Linked DNA regions of Mus musculus: region 2 is linked to region 1. The links are chromatin loops, found by intact Hi-C in ENCODE. Cell type or tissue: heart. All regions are shown on one strand. Links, peaks and the distances in the headings refer to the core of each region. The heading gives the core; the rest is flanking DNA. Region 1 holds the start of Rabgap1l (RAB GTPase activating protein 1-like). Region 2 overlaps Rabgap1l (RAB GTPase activating protein 1-like).

Region 1 (10,241 bases), core at 899-8,898:
CATAAGAACATCATAGATAAAATTTTAAATTACAGTAAGCACAATAGTCAGGAGTAGAAAAAGCAACATAAAGAAATATCTTGTATAATTCCATTTATGGAAAAATTTCATATTTTGAGCAGGGTTTCATCCCAGGGTGATGTCAAACTCTCTATGCAGCTGAAGATGATCTTGAATTTCTTGCATCATTTGCCCATCTAGCCTTGAACTCCAGATGCCAAATATATAGGTGTGAAATACCAAGTTTACATGCTGCTGGAGATCAAGCCCTGGACTTTGTGTGTGCTAGGCAAATGCTCTAATAACTGTGCTAGATTTCCAGCCCCAGGAAATATTAAATGCAAACTAATCTGTAGTAACAGCTGCTAAATGGTTGCCTGAGGATGTGGCAGATGAGGGCGAATGGACCCAAAGAACATCTTTGGGATGGTAGCTATGCTGGCTGTCTTGATGGTGGTGATATTCTTATAAAAGTATATATGTCAAAATGTGTCCAGTTTTATATTTCAAAAATGAATAGCTAATTGTATGACAATTATACTTTATAAAACTTCTAAAAAGAAATGAGAAAAAAATAGAAAAAGCAAAATCATATCCAAGCAAACCTAACATCTCTTCCTTCCTACTTATTTTTATATCACCTATTTTTTTAAAGGAACTTGCTTATCTATCCTGTGAATTGTAGGTTTTATTGATGTCAATAAAAGATCCCTTAGCTTTTAGGGCTAGACAAGGAAATGCTTGTGAGTGAAATTTATGTGTGGGATGGGGGTGGGGAGATTCGGCATATTCTGGTTGTCTGGGCAGGATAGGACTTATCATACTGTTTTCTCTACTTTTATATACTGAAACATTTTTATGATACAAAAGATCATAATATCTTTTTGTAATATCTCAGAGGTTGGTCATCTCCTAGGAGCTAAGTAGACATGACTCCCCCATGCCCCCTTCCTCCCAGGTGTTTTTGTTATTCACTAAGGAGGGTCATTGTCACAGACAAAGAAAAGCAGTCTGATAGTGAGATAAATTTCAGACATTTCTATCAGGTATTGGTAGCTATCATCTTTCTTCTTATTGGGTAATAAAAATAATAAGTCAGTCTTCAAGAAACGTTAACACTGCCTGCCTCTCTCATGATTGAGAACATGTTCTGATTTCCATAAACATATTGCTTGTTGACCGTGTTGTGGTTATCATTATTGATAGTGGTGGTCATTGTCTTCCTTCTCATCTTCTTTTTCTCCCTCCCTCCTTACCTCCCTCCCTCCCTTCTTCCCTCCCTTCTTTCCTTCCTTCCTTTCTTGAGACAGATTCTCACATTGTAGCCCAAGGTGTCCTGGAACTCACTTTGTATTCCAGGCTAGTCGTGAACTTGTGATCTTCTTGCCACCATACCTGGCTGGTTGAGTGTGTTCTTATTCTGTCTGAAAGGATGACTTTAGTATAGGCTTAGAATGATTTTTTCAGCTTTAAATAAGAAGGAAGGAGAAAAGTCTTCCTGCCTACACTGTATGTTTTGCTACCTCTCGTTTCTCCTTTCTTTAGGGAGCCAGTTCCATTTTTCTTTCTCTTTTCTTCTGTCTGTCTGTCTTTCTTCCTTCCTCCCTCCCTTTGTGTGTGTGTGTGTGTGTGTGTGTGTGTGTGTGTGTGTATGTGTGTGCTTTCTCTTGTATCCCTGGCTGTCCCGGAACTCAGTAGACCAGACTGGCCTTGAACTCAGAGATTCACCTGCCACTGCCTCCAAGTGCTTAAAGGTATGCACCACCACAACCTAGGTTACCAGGGTTATTTTTCTAATCTTTCCAGTGTCAGACAAACAACAACAACAACAACAAAACAACTCTGAACCAATATAATAGTGGCCAGGGAGTGGTTGTGTGGGTAAGAACATTTGCTATGCAAACATGGAGACCTAAGTTCAGATCCCCAACACCCATGTAAAAATAACCAGGTGTGGCCATGCATGCCTACAACCCCAGTGCTGGTTAGAAATGGACACAGGAAGTCTGCTAGAGCCTGCTGGCTGACAGCCTAGCCAAACCGGTGAGCTGTGGTTCAGTGAGAGACTCTGTCTTAAGAGAATAGCATAGAGAATGGCAGAAGATACTCAGCATCCTCTTTTGGTTTGGTTAATGTATACTTAAGTATAACACACACACACACACACACACACACACACGCACACACACACACACACAAAAGACAAAACAAAAATATAAAAAACCCCTCACATGTTAAATGCATATAAACATGGTTACCCATTAGAGTCATTAGGTGCTTTTATTAGGGCAAGCTGATTTAAATAAAGCACAGAATTTAAACTAATTTTTTAAGTGCAGTGATGAGTTCTCAGACATTACATAAATAACCCAGTCTGGGAAGGGTTCTGGGTAGTAGACAAATCCCTATGAGGACCTTCTAAAATTTTATCAAGTACAGAATCTATTCATGTCATTAAAACAATATCTGTGGGAGAGTCATATGATTCTTCCTTCCATAATATGTATTGAAAAATTCAGACTTGACTGCAAATAATAAAAATCTAAATTCATTTTAAAAATCCTAAGTAACTAAGAAAACATCTTGACTCAGGGAAATGACTAAATCTAGAGGATGACTTCTGGCTTATTTTGAACTCTTTCATAATGTGTCAGCTTCGCCTTCGGGTCAGCTTCCTTCACTGTAGAGGTGGTGGCTTCGTTAACTAAACCCACCCATCTCAGCAGCTAGTGTGAGGAAAAACTCCTTTTCATTCTCCTCCACACACAAGATGTGCCTGGCTGTGTTCAGTGTTTAATATTGTCAGTTTGACAGGATATAGGATTATCTGGGAGACAAGCGTCCAGGCGTGCCTGTGAGGGGTGATCTAGATTAGGTTAACTGAAGTGAGAAGTCCGGCTTTCACGTGAAGTCACACCCTTCTTAGGCCTGGCCTCCTGGTAAACAGGAGAAAGTGAGCTAAGTCCTAGCCTTCATTGTCCCCTTTGTCAAATAACTTCGCTTTGTTTAGAAGATACCTGAAGGCAAATGCTATGTATGGCCTTTTCGTGTGCTGATTTTCTCATAGAGCCTGGCTCAGTATCTACTTCTCGTATATTTACAATGAGACTCTGCAAACGTGGAAGTCAACAGATGATTTGTGTTAATTAGATCCTAACTTTATTAGGTATCAAACTTAAAGCATTGAGTCAGGTTCTGGTTAGGAGGTCTACTCAGGGTACAGAGCTTAACAAAAATACCTTCTGGGAAGGACCTAACACGGAGGGGAAACCCGAATGAGTTGGAACACTTTTGCTATGACACAGCATCTGTAGGCATTAACATTAAGAAAAAGGAGAAAAGAAACTTGGGTTTGAAGGTCCTTTGACAAATGTTACAGGGTAGCTTTTGGATCTGGGTGGACAATAATGACAGACCAATTGAAGTGTTATAAGAAAAGAGAACTTTCAACTCAAGAAGCTACTCTAGAGGTCCAATCTCTGGACACATTCAATTCAAACAGTAATATTTACTGAACGGATACTTTCTATAAGCCAGGTAGGATTCATCATGAAAGGCACAGAAATGGGTGAACAGGTCCCTCTAGAATCTCTAAAATATTTCACAGATTAAGGGTACACATATTTGTGCCATAAACCTGAGAAAAAAAGTTCTTATGAGATTCAAGGAATGTACAGGTCTTTTCTGGCTGCTTGATCTAGAAAGGAAAAAATTCACAGTTCAAAAATTAGTACAATATTTGTGGCAGAAAGTAAATACTTTAGTTTATCTGTCCTCCAAAATCTACTCTCTGAAAGGCTAAAAGGTGAGACCCGGGATGCCTTTACCGTTGGGTTAGCGCTTTCCTATGTAGTCTGAGTCTGGAAGAATCAATGAAGGGGGATGCCTCCAAGCACCTTCAAAGGACAAAGAGTCCCGGTGGAAAAGTTAGTCCTCCGAGGTGACTTACTGGCCTCACGGAATGGAAATATGTAAAACAGGTTTGTTAAGAAAGAATCTCCCCAAAAGGGACTTAGAACTCAGTCAGTGCTGGGGATGATTGCCAGGCACCAGCACGCGTGCTGGAGGAGGTCCTCGCGTGCCTCCGCTCTCCTAGCTCGCCCTCTGCCCTCTGCTCAGGTTTGTACTCCGCGCTTTCAGGGTTGGGGGGGCCAAGCCGAGTCAAGCGAGCCTGTGGACGCGCGCGCGCGCCGCCGACTTAGGCAGAGAAGGCACCTCCGCCCTCGGGAGCGCGCACGCCGCGCCGAGGGGCCGGGCGCGCGCGCTCCCGCCGACCGCCTCCTCCTCAGTCCGCCCCCTCCCTCGCCTCTTCCTGCCGTGCGGTCCTCTCCCCTCCCCAGCCCGCTCCCTCCGCCCCGTTCCCTCCGCCCTCCCTGGGCTTCGGCCGCGGCGGAGTGAACGGGACGGGCCCGGCCGCAGAGCTCTGGGCGGCGGGTGGGACTCGGGCGTCTGACAGAGTTGTTGTTCCGGCACGGCCGCGGAGACGTGAGGTGAGGTGAAAGCGGCCTTCGAGGGGGGCTCGAGGGCGGCCTGACGGCTGGGAGCCGCGCTCCGGGGGGTTTTGAGGTGGACCCGGCTGGTTCAGAGAGGGTCGGGGTGCGAGGCCCGGCCCGGGACCGGGATGCTGGAGCGGGGCGGAAGGCATCCGGCGGGCTCAGCACCGTCGGCCGCCTCCGGGACACCCGGGTTCTCCGTGTGGCTGGCTCGTCGCGGTGGGGCGGCCGGGCGGGAGGCGGGGTTGGCGCCCCTCACCTGGGGCCGGGTGGTGGCTTGGGCGGCCGCCGCCTCCAAGTGTGCCCTCCTGACATTGCCGCCGCCCCCGCCGGCGGTGGCCGGGATGTGGCTGCTGCTGGGCTCGCAGTCCCAGCAACCCCGAGTCCGGGGGGGCGTGTGGACAGGTTTATTTTCTTACCCACTTGAAAGCGTCGGTTGGATCCCGTGTCCTTCCCTCGCTCTTCCCTTTCCTCCGCCCCGCGCACTTTGCTCCGTTCCTGCTGGCGATGCTTGTGGTTTTGCTGTCTGGGATAGGCTGTTTTTTGGGCAGATCTCTACCTGCCAGGAATGCCCCGCTTCAAAGTTGACCGCGTGGGCCCCGACAGACACTCATCCACACCCACGCGCATGTTGTCCTCCGTGTCCTGATAACTGAGTCAAAGTTTCTGAGACCGAGCTGGTACTTTGCTCGGATCGCCAACGGTGCAGGGCTGGGCAGTGCGTCAGCATGTGGAAAGGGGCCACTGGCCATTGGGGAGGTGGCCAGGAGCAAGGAAGGCTGAACTGAGAAGTTCATTTGTGGTCTCAAGACAGTTTCGTTCAGGTGCTTATATATTCTTTTTGGACTTCTCAGAGTTGGTTATATCAGAAAAAGACTCGAATTTAGGCGATCGTTTTTTCAGAACCGATGGTATGCAAATTAAATGAACCGCTAACCTTTAATGGTAAGGGCTTGCTTGACCTGCTTAGTGCTGTTTGGAAACAGATGTCAAAGCATGCATTTTTTTTTCCAATGGACAGTTTAGATGATTTTAATGCATCTAAATTTTCTTGTGTATGAGAAGAGGTAGATAGTTGACTGTCACAATTCAGAGAACACAATTTCCTGAAAACCTTAAGACTTTTCTTGTAGTAGTGTTTACATTTGGCAGCCGCTGCACTTCTGTAGAATGTCCAGTAATCGTGATCAGGAGGTACAGACATGAAGTTTGTAGTCAAATTGGAAGTGGATTCTATTCGTGGAAAATACTAGTTTACAAGCTGCCTGGAAAGGGAAATTGGCCTGTGATTCATTGTCTTAGTTGTGTTCTCTATATGAAACTGACACTGAGGTTGAAAGGAGAAAGGCTAGATGAATTTAATATAGTATATGTTACTACAAAATGTACTTCTTGGGAAGCTAGCTAAGACTTTGAGTTAGATTGATGACCATATTAAATTAGTTCAAGATGTACTCTTAATATACTAAACCACCTGGGGAGAAATAGATGTGATTGTTCAGGGCTTATCTGTGAGCATGTTGGAAAGCTTAATTTGTGCTCTGGGAAGCTGCAAATAAGGTAGGAAGCTCCAATATTATTGAGGAAAATAGCAAATATACAAACAAGTGCAAAAGGTATGGCTGTAGACCTATGGCAGTTTTCTTTCTTTCCTTCTTTTTAAAACATTGGATGGGAAGTTCTGTATATTATGTTTGTGTTGTTCTGAGAATTTTTGCTTGTTTGATCATTCCCTCATGATTTATATCATTAGGGTGTTCTAAAAAATATTTGAAAAGTTGTATTATTTTTGTTGGGGTATTTATTTATTTTTTAAAGATTTATTTGATTTTATGTGTTTTATCTCCACACAAGTCTGTGCACCCCCTCTGTGCCTGGTGCCAGAGGAGACCAGAAGAGGGCATCAGATACCCTGGAACTGGAGTTACAGACAGTTGTTAGCAGCCATGTATGTCCTAGAATTAAAACCAGGTCCTCTGAAGGAACATCTAGTGCTCTTAAACCACTGAGCTGTCTTTGCCTTATTTACTTATTTTTTGAGACAGAGTCTTATATGGTAGCTCTGACTGACCTGAACTTACTATATAGCCCACACTGACCTTAAACTTATAGCAGGCCTTCTGCCTCAGCCTTCTAAATACATATTAGGATTATGGACATGAACCAAGCCCAACTATATTTGTCATTGACTTACAAAGTATTATTAAGCAAGTGAAACAAGAGTTTTCATTTCTGTCAGCTCATTAGTTCTGAATTTGTGACTTTTGAAAAACTTTGCTTTGCCTGAAACTTGACATGGTTTAATTGCTGTATATTTATTTGAACTCTCAGATACTGCAGTGAGGCTGAAAGTCTTAGGTCTGGGGGAGTAGTGAAAAGTGGAAATTCTGTAGTTCCAAGTACAAATATTATATGGGAGAGATTAACAGATTTGCATACTGACTCTGAAGGAAGGAACAGTTAGGTGTATAAAGTTCTTGCACTGGCGGTATAGAACTGGGAGTCTGTTTCAGCCTACCATTTTCTTTTTAAAAATTCTTGATAATTTATTATTATTTATTTATTGTTTATGTGCCTTGCCTGCATGCATGTGTACCATGTGTGTGTTCTTGGTGCCCCTGGAGGTCAGAAGACGGCATCACATCCTCTGTATCTGGAGTTAAAGATGGTTGTGAACTGCCATGTGGGTGCCTGGACCTTTGTAAGAGCAACATGTGCTCTTAACTGTTGAGCGAACTCTCCAGCCCCCAGCCACCATTCTTTAAGTTGTATGGAGATGAGGGCTTCAGGAGATTGAAGTCAAACAATAGGGTAGCCTTTGGGAGTCCCAGCACAGAGCTCTTCTCCTGCCCCTATGTCTTATAGGTTTCAATCAGTTTTTGCATGTTTATAACAGCTTTTAAACATTATTTTAAACATTTAATTTAACATTTAAACATTTTAATGATATTTATTATAAAATGTATTGCCAGAAAACAAAACAAAACAAAACAACAAGAAAAACATCAGACACTGAAATTAACCAGACCCAAAGTATAACTCTTGTCTCATATAAATGATTTAGTTCCAGAGTTTGAGATACAAAGACTGAACATAGGACTTTTAAATTTTTTTCCTAGTCTTTCTCAGACAAGATCTTGCTGTATAACCTATCCTGGGCTCCAGTGCGTATGAACTTAGTCTGAACTCGTGATCCTCTTTGCTTCTTGATAGCTGGGATTTCACCACTATGCCTGGCCAACCCAGGGATTTCTTTAGTTTTAAGCTATTTGTCATGACAAATGGAAACAGAAAAGAAAGAGTTGAACCCAAGTAACGAAGACATACTCATTAATTCTTTTTAAAAAAGACTTAATTAAATTTTTCTTTAAAAAGTTTGCTTATTTTGTGTGTGTTTACATGTCTGTCTGTGTATACCACATGTGTTTCTGGTACCCTTGGAGTTCAAAAGAGGGTATTGGATTCCTTAGAATTGGATTATGGGTGGTTATAAGCCATGGGTGCTGGAAATAAATTGTTTTTAACTCCCGAGCCACCTCTCCAGCCTGATATACTCATTTTTTGACTTGACTGCTGTCTTTTAAGAGTAGACAGGAGTTTTGTCTTTATAGTTAATATTTAAATTGGGTATATGTATGTGGACATTAATGCTATGTGGACATTAGTTACTAAGAATTAATGAATTTAAGCAGACTTATATCTCGACATTTTAATTTTTATATTTCATTACTTTCTATATTGCTTATTCAGCCAACAAGATGCCATAATTGTTTAGATATAGAAATTTCATGCTTATGCTCATTCATTATGGGTTATTTTCTTCTTCTTTTTAAAAAAATATATAGGTTTTGGGAATTTTCCTAGGAAACATGTAGATATAGTTTTAGTTGATTTAGAGTTAGATTTGGGATAAGATTATTAGTGTGCTTGAAATTTTGAGCCTTCTTATTTTCTAAATAGTCGTAAAAATAGAAAACACACTTTTATAAATACTCATGAAAAATCTAGCTACAGGCAGTGTTGTTGTGATAGACATAGTACAGCCAAAAATACATTTAGGAAACTTCTTTGCTCCTTATCCAGTTTAGCATGCTTAAGTAGAACATCAGAAAAGTATTTCAACAAAACCAGTTTTTCTCAGAGTATGAAGTCTAAACAGTAGTTTGTGAACTATGCTGTCCCTTGCCTATTTTAAGTGCAGCAAGTACTATAAGTCTTTAAGAGCAAATTAAGTTAAAAACAAAACTAATTCTAATGGAGAATTCTTAGTAATAGAAGTTCCATTGGAAGATGCAAGCTTGTGTTAAGAATTTTGGGGAAATTAGGAATAAGATATTTGCTTTTTTTAATTGCACTGTTTCTAAACCACATACCTCCTTCCCATAGTTTGTCTTACAGAGATATCATTAGGTGTCTTAGCTGTCTTGTTACTTTCTGTTTTGAAAGGAGATATGAATTGTTATGAGACTATAGCCAAGAATAAGATTTGCATACATAGATACTGGAGATCATTGTACTGAACATTTAGTAAACTGTTTTGACTGTACTCCACTGGATGAAATACTGAATATCTTCTTCATGTTCTCTCCCTCTCCCTCCCCCTCTCTCTTTTGAAATAATAGTTTTGTGAAATACTCTTTATCTTTTCAGGACTGTGCTGATTGGCTGCTGACTTGGAACAGAAATTTCACATATCTCGTTCTACCTAGCTCTGTGTTCAGTGATATTGTTATAGTGTTGTTTGAGTGGTCATAGCAGGATTATTTATACCAGGGACAACCAGAAAATAGAATAATTTGAGCTTTGTAGCCAGTTGTTAAATGTAAAGCACATTACTGGCTATAAACACTTTGAAATATTCTTTTCATGTCATTTATGAGAAGATGTTTCCAATTAATTTTATACTCAGGTAAAGATTACCAGTCTCCTTTAAAACAAGCAATACCCCCACGAACATCCAAAACAAATGAACAGACACAAACAGACAGACATACAAACTAGTTGAGCATACTTTTCTAACCTGCAGATGAATATACAAAAATCTAAAGTCCAAAATCATATGGGTAGTTGTTGGCAAAGTCAGGGTTCTATATTGGATCTCACTATTTCTGTCTTTGTCTGCCTCATAGAGACAAACTTTCACATAGCCTCACTCACCTCTCAAGTGCTAAGATCACAGACACGCATCAATACCCTACCTGGTTAGCCAGTGGGCTTCTGTCCTTTCCTAACCCAAGCTGTTCATTTAATTCAGTTCTGGCATTCGGTTAAGCAGTCTGAGTAGAGATGAATGAGGCATGTTCTTTGACCTTGAAGCCTTCTTGCTTATATGGAAGATTAAATATGGGAACACAGATAACACATGGCAGAAAGAATTGAGTGGTAAAGAGATTAGAGAGGTGAGAAAGATTACTGTAGTTGTAAGGATAGGGGAAACAGGATGTTTTAACTATGCTTAGAAGAACAGGTAGCATTTTGAACTTGTGGACATAAGATGACTAGTTTGGAGAGAAAGGCCGTACTGGGCCATGAGCCATGGTGATCAGAAGCTTTGAGGTGTGTGCAGGCAAGAGTAATGAAAGAGCTAGGTGAGAGGCAGTCACCCTCAGATGGTTAAGAGCCCAGGGAGTTTTCTTTCTACTTTTCAGTTTATCTTTTAGTTTTAAATCTAGAGTCATCTAGTACTCCTTAGCATAAAACAAGCTTTATATGCTGTGCTCCTGATTAAAACATGACCCGGAGTGAGGG
Region 2 (10,241 bases), core at 1,211-9,210, 48 kb after region 1:
CATTTGTGATTGGGTTACCTCACTCAGGATGATGCCCTCCAGGTCCATCCATTTGCCTAGGAATTTCATAAATTCATTCTTTTTAATAGCTGAGTAGTACTCCATTGTGTAAATGTACCTTGTATTTTTAAAAACATAAAAGACACAAGAACCTAGAGAGACATGAAAACCCTTTGGCAGACTTTATATTCTGATTCTTGTGTGATAACATTATAAAATTCCTTTAGAAACAGATTTGATTTTTTTATGTGCTGCTTTCTTGGATATGCATGTTGAAATTGGATATATCCATCTTGAGTTTACAAAACTGTGAGCTCCATATTTAAAAGACATCCAATAATTTTCCAAACGGTCTTGCTCTAAAATAGATTGCTGTAAATAAAGAGATAATTAATATTTTGGCTTAACAAACTGCTATGTAATAGTGTTCAGTAAATTATATATGAGATGGAATTTATTCTGTAGACCAGGTTGGCCTTGAACTTCATCTGTCTCTGCCTCCCAAATGCTGGGATTAAAGGTGTGTGCCACCACTGCCCAGCTGAAACAGTTTAATCAAACTTTCTACCTGATGTAGGAGCCCTTGCTTCAATATTGAAATAATTCAGTCTTCTATTAGAGAAATATGTATTGAGCCCATGCTGTTTTTAGTCATTTTCTAAGCATGTGTTGGTGAAAAAAGTAAAAGTAGACACAATCCTTGCTGTACTGCAGATAGTTTAGTAGTCTGTCTTGTAGTTAAGTGTCTCTGACTCTCCAGCACCCGAGTTATATAGGTGCACACTGCTGTGTGTGGCTTTGGGTGGGTTGGGATCCAGGTTCTGGTCCTACTGCTTATATGGCAGGCATTTTATCCACTGAGCCATCTCTCTAGCCCCCACTGAAGGGTACTGAATGGTGAACCAGTCTTAGAGACTTAGTATATAACTTGTATGTGTTTGTTAGGCATGGTTTTCTAGTATATTGAGGTTTTTTTTTCTTAAGAGATATTATTGGTCTATAATTTTCTTGTAATCTAGTCTTAGTATAATGCCACAATACCACATCTCTCACAAACTCTTTTTTTAACCAACCTTTTTTTTTTTTAAAGATTTATTTATTTATATAATGTATATTAGTGCACTGTAGCTGTCTTCAGACACACCAGAAGAGGGCATCAGATCCCAAGATGGTTGTGGGCCATCATGTGGTTGCTGGGAATTGAACTCAGGACCTCTGGAAGAGCAGTCAGTTCTCTTAACTGCTGAGCCATCTCTCCAGCCCTCTCATAAACTTTTAAGAGATAATATAATTCTTTATGATCTCTTTCATAATGTTGTAATTCTTATTTTTTCCTTATTGTTATTTGAATGTAGGAATTCCTCTGTCCTGTCTTCCATTCCTGTCACTATTCTTTCTTCTTCCTGCTTATCATGATTGGTGATGCTTTCCACTGTAGTTGTCTTTTTAAAATTTTCTTTCTTTTGTTTTTTCATTTCCTTCCTTCTTCCCTTCTTCCGTCTCTCCCTTCTTCCCTCCCTCCCTCCCTCTCCCTCCCTTCCTTATTTAGTGTGTGTGTGTGTGTGTGTGTGTGTGTGTGTGTGTATACACCTCTGAGTCCATATGGAAGTCAGAAGACAATATTCAGGAATTGAGCCTCTCTTTCTACTATGTGTGACTTGGATTGAGGCCTCATTATTTATTCTTTTTTTATTAGATATTTTTTTTATTTACATTTCAAATGGTATCTCCTTTCCTAGTTTCCCCTGTGAAAACCCCCATCCCCTTCCCCTTCCCCCTGCTCCCCAACCCACCCACTCCCTCTTCCTGGCCCTGGCAGTCCCCTATACTGGGGCATAGAGCCTTCACAGGACCAAGGAGGCCTCATTCTTTAATATCACTTATAGAGAATGAAACAAACAATTGTGACAATACCACCTGTTGTGTCTGGCCAGCAGATCACAGGTCTGGGTTCTAGCCTGGAAACCTGGAAGAGAAGAGGGGCTAGGCGGCGCAAGATAAAGATGTAGCTAAGACAGTCATCCTGATCAAAGCTCAATTTTACTATTCCAACACTCAGTTATGAAGGAGGGGAAGGGGGGCCTGATTCCTGCCAAATAATCCTGGAGTCCAGTAGCAGGGTGACCACGTGGCTCCGGAACAGCAAAGCGGCAGCTTCCAGCAGTGGGCGTGGCAGAAAGATTGAGCAGCAAGCTCCATCCCGATGTAAACAGTGGGGGAGGGGAGGCTACAACCACCAATATCAAATTATGCAAGATAAAGAAAGACACTTAATGTCCATTATAGTCATGTCTATACATAAGTAAGAAATTGAAGGAAAATCCATGGAAAAATTCTGCTTGCTGGCTTCCTTATAGATAGGTTCATGCTTAGCTAGCTAGCTTCCTTATACTCAGGATCATCTTCCTAAGTATGAAGTATTGATGCCTTTCTACATCAGTTACTAATGAAGACAACTCCTCCCAGACATGTCTAGAAGTCAGTTTCATCTGTGGAACTCCTCAGTCAAGGGTTCTTCTCAGATGATTCCAGGCTGTGTCAAGTTTATGAATAAAATTAACTAGGAAAAATGTCTTCTTATGTGAAAAATCATTTAAGATTAACGTGTAAAAAGGAAAGAGAGGCCCATTGGTTGTGCAAACTTTATATGCCTCAGTACAGGGGAATGCCAGGGCCAAGAAGTGGGAGTGGGTGGATGGGGGAGCGTATGGGGGGACTTTTGGGATAGCATTGGAAATGTAAATGAAATAAATACCCAATTAAAAAAAAAGAAAAGAAAAGGTTAAGAAAGGAGGAAGGGAAAGAGAAATAAAGGAGAAGCCAAGTTAAATGGAAATGAGAAGCCAAGGAATGAAGAAAGATATGGAAGAAAAAAGAGCAAGAGATTAGAAAACAAAATGAAAAGAAACAAAGACTTTTAAAATATGAGAATGTTTAGAAACAAAATTAGGTAAATTTAAGAAGGGGAGTAAAAATAAAAAGAGGTTTACCATTCGTTTTGGAAAAACAGCAGTAGCAATTACTGAAAGTGTAGTAGAGAGAAACATGTCGGGTTGGGGAACAAAAGGCAAAATGGTGGCCCAATAATAAAAGATATGTAAATAAAATGTTTTTAAAAAATATAAGGAAGCAAAACTGCCATTAAACATGAAAGAAAGAGCTGGGCAGTGGTAGTGTATGCCTTTAATCCCAGCACTCGGGAGGCAGAGGCAGGCAGATTTCTGAGTTCGAGGCCAGCCTGGTCTACAGAGTGAGTTCCAGGACAGCCAGGGCTACACAGAGAAACCCTGTCTTGAAAAACCAAAAAAAAAAAAAAAAAAAAAAAAAAAAAAAAAAAGGAAGAAAGAAGACAAGGAAATACCAGGGCGTGGGGTAGTGGGGAACAAGAAAGGGAAGGTGAGGTGGTGGACTGGCTTCCACTGGGCTGATGGCTGCGTGCACTTGGGGCAAGGAGAGCGTTGTTGAATTTGTGGGCTTCCGTGTTTCCTTTGTTTATCCGGGTGCTGAACTTTCTAGAGGCTTTTTTTTTTTTTTTTTTTTTGCACCTGTCTGCTTTTCCTGGACTTTGCAATTGTTCTGTCATTGCCTTAGTGAATTTCTGACACTCTCTTCTCTCTATTTGGAACAGAGTGCTTTTTCTTCCTATGGGTCTTCTCTTTCTTTTGGTCACCTGGAGGTAGTGTCTGGTCTGACACCTGCACAGAGGTCAGGGGATCACTTCTTGCAGCACGTGCAGTTTCTTGAAGAGACAAATTGCTCACATGAAGATGATTAGGTCACACTCACAGCTTTCATTATGATATCAGTAGAAGGCTGTTGGCAAAGTTGTTCAGGCTTATGGTATGTGCTACAGTTCATTTTATACATTGATGATCCTGAATTTTTACATTTTTATATATTTGTAATGGTACTGTGTATGGTCTGTTAATGTTTGTGTGCCTATGTTTTGATACATTTTAACTTTTTAATACGTTTATTTGTATGTTATGATAGTAAATGATAAAAACAGATTGTTACCCACTTATGCCTTATACATTCATGACAGGCCTAGTTTAGCTGTTTAAAATATGATAAAACACTTATATAGGGAGAAAGTTTATTTTCACAGATTTAGAGACTTCAGTACACAACTGCTATGAAAAACACGAAGCCATTGAAACAGCAATGCAAAAACAAATATTTTAAAAATTAATTAATTTGGGGGCTCTAGAGAGATGACTCAGTGATTGAGAGCACTGACTGCTCTTTCAGAGGTCCTGAGCTCAATTCCCAGCAACCACATGGTGGCTCACAACCATCTGTAATGGGATCTGCTGCCCTTTTCTGGTGTGTCTGAAGACAGCTACAGTGTACTCATATAAATAAAGTAAATAAATCTAAATTTAAAAAATTAATTTTTAATTAGCATACAAAGGCATTTTCCTTATAGCATTTTCATATGCTCATCACCTTTCGGGATGTGATCTTGATTTTTTTTTTTTCTAGGTTGCCTATATCTTAAATGAGAATGTTAGCTTTAAGAAGACAGAGACAACAGTGGTTTTACTAATGAGTATAGCGTCTGGTGTATAGTAGAGACTCATGTAAATGTGTTAAATGCATGAATGAAAATGAATACTAGAAGATGTAGTAATCCTGAGAGTCGACTATAACATGAGAAAGAATTTGGTTTAAGGTGCTGTAATGAGAGAATATATTGAGCCAAGTAAGGCATGGCATATAGGCTGGGTTCCATATGCATTATTTTTATGTATGCTCTTCCAGCAGTTTCTTCTACTTGGAGTATTTCCCCTGAAGTAGAGGTAGGGCTTGTTTTAGAGGAGGCTGACCATATCCGTTATTGCTGATGTGATGCGTGAAGCAGTGGAGGGGAAGCAAGAGTGCCATCTAGTTTCTGGTTTGACTAAGTTAGCAGAAGAGCCTTAGTTGCTAAAAAGAGAAGCATGGATGAGAAACAGGTGTGGAGAGTTCATTAGAAATTCTATTTGGTCACAGTTGACTTAAGATACCAATAAAGCTTTTCTTTGGAAATGGTAAGAAGGGATTTGGATTCCAAGTCAGGAAATTAGAGAGGAATTAGTGTTTGGATAGAAATTTGGGAGACTGAGCATAGAGACACATGGACGTTTTTTATTCAGCATGGTGAGAGGATGCCTACAGCAAGTGTGCCAGGGAAAAGAACGGCAGCATTTAGAATCAGATAGAAACACTTGACAGTGGGTTGGAGAAGCCTGACCACAGAAAGACTCTTAGGCTACATGATGCTTTGGCTGCTAAGGATAAAAAGTGCAGCTTAAAAGAGAAAAAGACATGAATTGCTAACTCAAGCTGGAGTTTCAGACACAACAATAAAGTGGTTAAAAAAAACCCCTGGAAGATAAATGGCCTTACAAAGTGATTTACTTACATAACAGCAGTAAATGACTGGTACTTAACGAGTGCAATCCTCTGTTGTTTGGATATTCCTGGGAATTTTTATTTTTAACATTGAAAAGTAATTTTTAAATGTGCAATTTGAACTTGGGTTTTTCTTTTCTTTTCTTTTCTTTTCTTTTCTTTTCTTTTCTTTTCTTTTCTTTTCTTTTCTTTTCTTTTCTTTTCTTTTCTTTTCTCTTCCTTCCTTTCTTTCCTTTCTTTCTTTCTTGACAAGATTAATGGTTTTAGTGCCACCTAATGGCAAAGTGGAACATTGCAGCCATGTTTATCTGCAGTGAAAAGTGCTGTCTTTGAAAGAACATCTCTCGGGACTTTGTTCTTGGACAGGCCATGGAGTGCAGGATCTGGTCTTCTTCAGGCCAGCCTGCCTATTCTGCCCTCCTCACATTACTCGTTTATTCACAGTGAACACTATTTGATTTAAGATTTGTTTTTTCATTTAGGTTTTTGCTCATGTATTTTCCTCTAAGAGTTCTTTTTTAAATTTAATTTTATTTGTAATTCATTTTTTACACTCCATATTCCATTCCCAGCCCCTCTCCATCCACCTTCTTGAGGGTTAGGTGCATCATCTCTGAATGAACCTGGAAGTCCTCTACTGTATGTGTGTTGGGGGCCTCATATCAGCTGGTGTATGTTGCCTGTTTGGTGGTCCAGTATTTGAAAGATCTTGGGGGTCCAGATTAATTGAGACTGCTGGTCCTCCTACAGGATCACCCTTCTCCTCAGCTTCTTTCAGCCTTCCCTAACTCAACCACAGGGGTCAGCAGCTTCTGCCCATTGGTTGGGTGCAGATATCTGCATCTGACTCTTTCAGCTGTTGGGACCTCCACTTGAGCTGGATGCCACTTTGGGCCTGTTGCTGGGCCTTCTTTTCCTCAGGCTCCTTTCCATTTCCATACCTGTAATTCTTTCAGACAGGAACAATTATGAGTCAGAGATGTGACTGTGGGATGGCAATCCCATCCCTCACTTGATGTTCTGTCTTCCTGCTAGAGGTGGGCTCTATAAGTTTCCTCTCCCTACTGTTGGGCATTTTATCAAAGGTCCCTCCCTTTGAGTCCTGGGAGTCTCTCACTTCCTAGGTCTCTGGGGGGGGGGGGGACCGTGGGGTGAGGGGGGGTGTCCCATTAACCTTCTATTTCCTGAAGTTGTCTATTTACATTCTTTCTGCTGGCCCTCAGGACTTCAGTCCTTTTTGCTCACTGGATACCAGATCAGGTATCCCCTCTCCCCAACCCTACTCCTCACTCCCCCATCCACTTTCCCTCCCAGGTCCCTCCCTCCCTCCCTACTTGTGATTGCTTTCTTCTCTCTCCCATATGGGACTGAGACATCCCCACTTAAGCACTTCAGGTTGTTGTTGTTGACCTTTTTGACTTCTGTGGACTGTATCTTGTTTTTTTTCCCCCCCCCAATATCCACTTATTACTGAGTACATACCATACATGTCCTTTTGGGTCTGGATTACCTCACTCAGAATGATATTTTCTAGTTCCATCCATTTGCCTGCAAAACTCAGGTTCATTTACACAATGGAATACTACTCAGCTATTAAGAACGAGGCCATCCTCTAAGAGTTCTTTTCTGCCACTTTACTTGAGGTTATCCCACGCTCTGCACCATTTCTCTGTCGTTTGCTGTTTTACTCTTTAAACTTTTAGATTTGGACCGATTTCACTCTCTCCCTCTTCTCCTCACTCACTGTCCCCCACTTTCTCTTTATCCTCCTTCCTCTCCCTCCTTTTCTTTTCTTCCTCACTAGTGTTTAAGCGTTGGAACAATGTCTACCTTGTCCAGCCTTCTTCAGGCATGTAGCCGAGGACTAAGATCACTGTCTGTTATGTAGTATGTAATATCTTCAGTCAGAATTAGTTGTGTGAATAAATTTATGAACTTCTAGAAATTTGAGTTTCTGTGAGACTATAGATCTAGCAAGAAAATGGAATTTCATTTAATATGATTATTGAGACCTAACTTGGTACATGAATACAAATGTATGAAATTTTACCTTTTGAGTGTTGTAAAATATTAATATCTCCAGAGAAGAAAAACACATCTTAGAGTATTAAAGTTTATATTCATTTGTCAACTTCATTAACCGCAAAATATTTTAAGTATGGTACTTGGTCTTTAGGAGATAAGTTTTTTGAAATGCTTTGGATTTAATAAAGTAATTGAATACATTTTATTGGATAGGGTTTTACTATGTGTGTGTGTGGTTTTTTTTACCTTGTTAAACTTCTGGGCTTAAAGGCTTTCCCTGTCTTAAACCTGGGAGGCTGAGAAGCTGAGATTACAGGGATCTCTTCTCCTCCCCCTCCCCTCCCTGTCCCCCTCCCCTCTCCTTCTTTTCCCTCCCTCTCCCCTCCCCTCCCCCTCCCCCTCCTACTCTCCTTTTCCCTCTCCCTTGTCCATCTCTGTCCTGTGTATGTGTGTGTGTTAATTTGTTTCTAGTCATACATTTACTTTTCTCCCTCTCTATATTGAAACAAAAACTTGTAGTATTTCTTAACAAAATAGAGAGTTGAGTCGAGGTAAATCTGTCTGGTTGAGGTACAGCTGGGTTGTGTTTTTCAGGTAACAGTATTCTGTTAGTCTGAAAGTTAAGAGCAGAGAGAGTGCATTTCTTTGAGTGGCCTAGTCCAAGAAGATAGCCTTCCACATTTGGAGATAATTTGCTTGCCGGGATTCTTTTTCATATGAACCATTTAAAAAAGATTCTTAGTTTAGTTTTAGTTTGTTTTTAATCAGGTTCTACTTTTTCTTTTGTTACTCTTTAGTTGTTCCAGGTGGATGTGGGCAGAGAGGTTTGCAGAACTGAAATGGAGGTCAGAGCTTCGTTCCAGAAGGTTAGTGGGTCATCTGATTCTGTGGCCACACTGAACAGTGAAGAATTTGTTTTGGTTTCTCAGCACACAGATGCCACTTCTATAAAGGATGATGGGAAGCCACAGCTGAAGGTATTGTTTCTTCTTTTTTCTAATATGGCACTGTTTTTCATGAATTTCTTTCTCCCTTCTAACTATTTGGAGCTCATCTGGGGATAAGCACTGAAGGATTTCTTAAAGTACTGACCTGGATAATAAAAGTCAGGGTTTGGTTGACTCTTTCAGACGACCTTGTAGTAATAAAAATACTTAATGTTTTATTAATCCAGAGGCTAATTATTTGGCTTGATTTTTAAAAAGTTTTTTTCCCTCAATTATCTTTTGGTTATTTACCTTCTGATAAATTCTTGGAGGAAGAAATAGTTGGGAAATAGAGAAAAAGTAATATGTGAATTAAACTTACTGATTAATTCTTACATAAATTTATTTGACTGTTTCTTTTTCTTCTGGGTTTTAATTGAAAGATTTTTCTGTTATGTAGTTTTAGCTTTAAATTATGTGTAAGAGTCTGGTAGACAGTTTAACAGTTGACTAATTAGTTTAAAAGTGTACATCTTATATTTTTTGCAGTTAATTTCAATTGGATTTTAAAAAAATTATTTCTCTCCTAAGTTTTGGGTTGCTTTTCCTAAGTTAAAGAATAGAAAGCAAGCAAGCCTGTTATATGTGCATGGGAATTGGTAACTCTTTTTTGTAAATAGGAATGGAAATAATAATAAAGTACTCTTTTATACATGGCTAGTAAGTATGGCATCAAAACATATCATTGAGTCAGAAATACACTTTAAAGGAGGTTATTAAGTGCTTGTATTATGTCTAGTACATAATTCTATTCAAATGGTCTCAGTGCCTTATTTTTGACAATTGTATTGCATTATTTTGTTTAAGATACCATTTATTTTCTTAGGCTTGTGCCCCACTTAATTTTCAGAAAAAAATATAACTTCTAAGAAAATTAGTAATAGTCTTGGAGCTAATGGGTTTATAAAGAAATTGAAAATATGTGTATAGATGCTAAGAAATACTATTGTTTAAGTGGTATTTACAATGTGCCATATCTTATCCATTTTCCTCTCAAAACACATAAAATTCAAATGGTCTGATTGTGTGTGTGTAGTATGTATGTTATACAATAGTTTATTGTGTGGAGGACAATCCATGGACAGTTTTCTGGATGCTCTCTCCTTTGACCATGAGTGATCTTGAGATTGAATTCAGGTAGTTGAGTTTGGCAGTGAGCACTTTTACCCACTGAGCCTTCTCACTGGTCTTGCATCAAATGTAGTTTGAAAGCCCTTGCAATATTTTATGAAGAATCCTTTTGTGAAGTGAACCCCTCTTTTATTTAGTAGATTTTATCATTCAGGATCTCAATGTATTGTGGGAATGTGAAATTAGGATTACTGGACAAATTCTCAGTATTTACTGACTGTATATTTAAATATTTAGAGTTTTTAAAGGTTTTACTTATTTTATGTATGTGAGTACGCCATCACTGTCCTCAGACACACCAGAAGAGGGCATCAGATCCCATGACAGATGGTTGTGAGCCACCATGTGATGTGGTTGCTGTGAATTGAACTCAGGACCCCTGGAAGAGCAGTCAGTGCTCTTAACCACTGAGCCATCTCTAGCCTGAATATTTAGAGCTTAATTTTTCCAAAATGAAGTATTTTTAATAAATTAAGCCTCATAATTAAGAAATTGAAGAAGAATTGTCTTGCTCTGCCTTTAGATAGCTTCCAATGGTGATGAGCAGTTGGAAAAAGCCATGGAAGAGATTTTGAGAGATTCCGAGAAAGGACAAAGCGGTCTACCTGTTGATTGCCAAGGATCCAGTGAGATTTCAGACTGTCCCTTTGGAGATGTGCCGGCCAGCCAAACAACTAAGCCGCCTCTCCAGTTAATTTTGGA

Evidence for each region. A loop is a pair of places that touch in the nucleus more often than their neighbours do. Peaks named below come from ENCODE experiments on the same cell type or tissue, not always from the same donor. Only the 100,000 strongest peaks of a DNase experiment are listed, where the experiment ranks them.
Region 2: a loop joins it to region 1, with 3 times the contacts of the local background. A loop is called at or near these places in 6 of 42 quality-filtered maps.

What each region holds. Positions count from the first base shown.
Region 1 is chr1:160,786,985-160,797,225 of GRCm38, reverse strand. Rabgap1l (RAB GTPase activating protein 1-like) reads left to right here and starts at 4,288. Exons shown (of 21, transcript NM_013862.5): 1 at 4,288-4,490. Gm37083 (a long non-coding RNA gene) reads right to left here and starts at 5,331. Exons shown (of 3, transcript XR_003948752.1): 1 at 4,913-5,331. In heart, for the core only: CTCF peaks have their summits at 6,380 (motif pointing right) and 7,096; a DNase peak (open chromatin) is centred at 4,265; H3K4me3 peaks cover 2,488 bases; H3K27ac peaks cover 2,403 bases.
Region 2 is chr1:160,738,910-160,749,150 of GRCm38, reverse strand. Rabgap1l (RAB GTPase activating protein 1-like) reads left to right here. Exons shown (of 21, transcript NM_013862.5): 2 at 8,220-8,399; 3 at 10,063-10,241. The coding sequence starts at 8,262. Among named protein-coding and RNA genes, the nearest start is that of Gm37083, 48 kb to the left of the region's middle. In heart, for the core only: CTCF peaks have their summits at 4,887 and 5,676 (motif pointing left); a DNase peak (open chromatin) is centred at 2,130.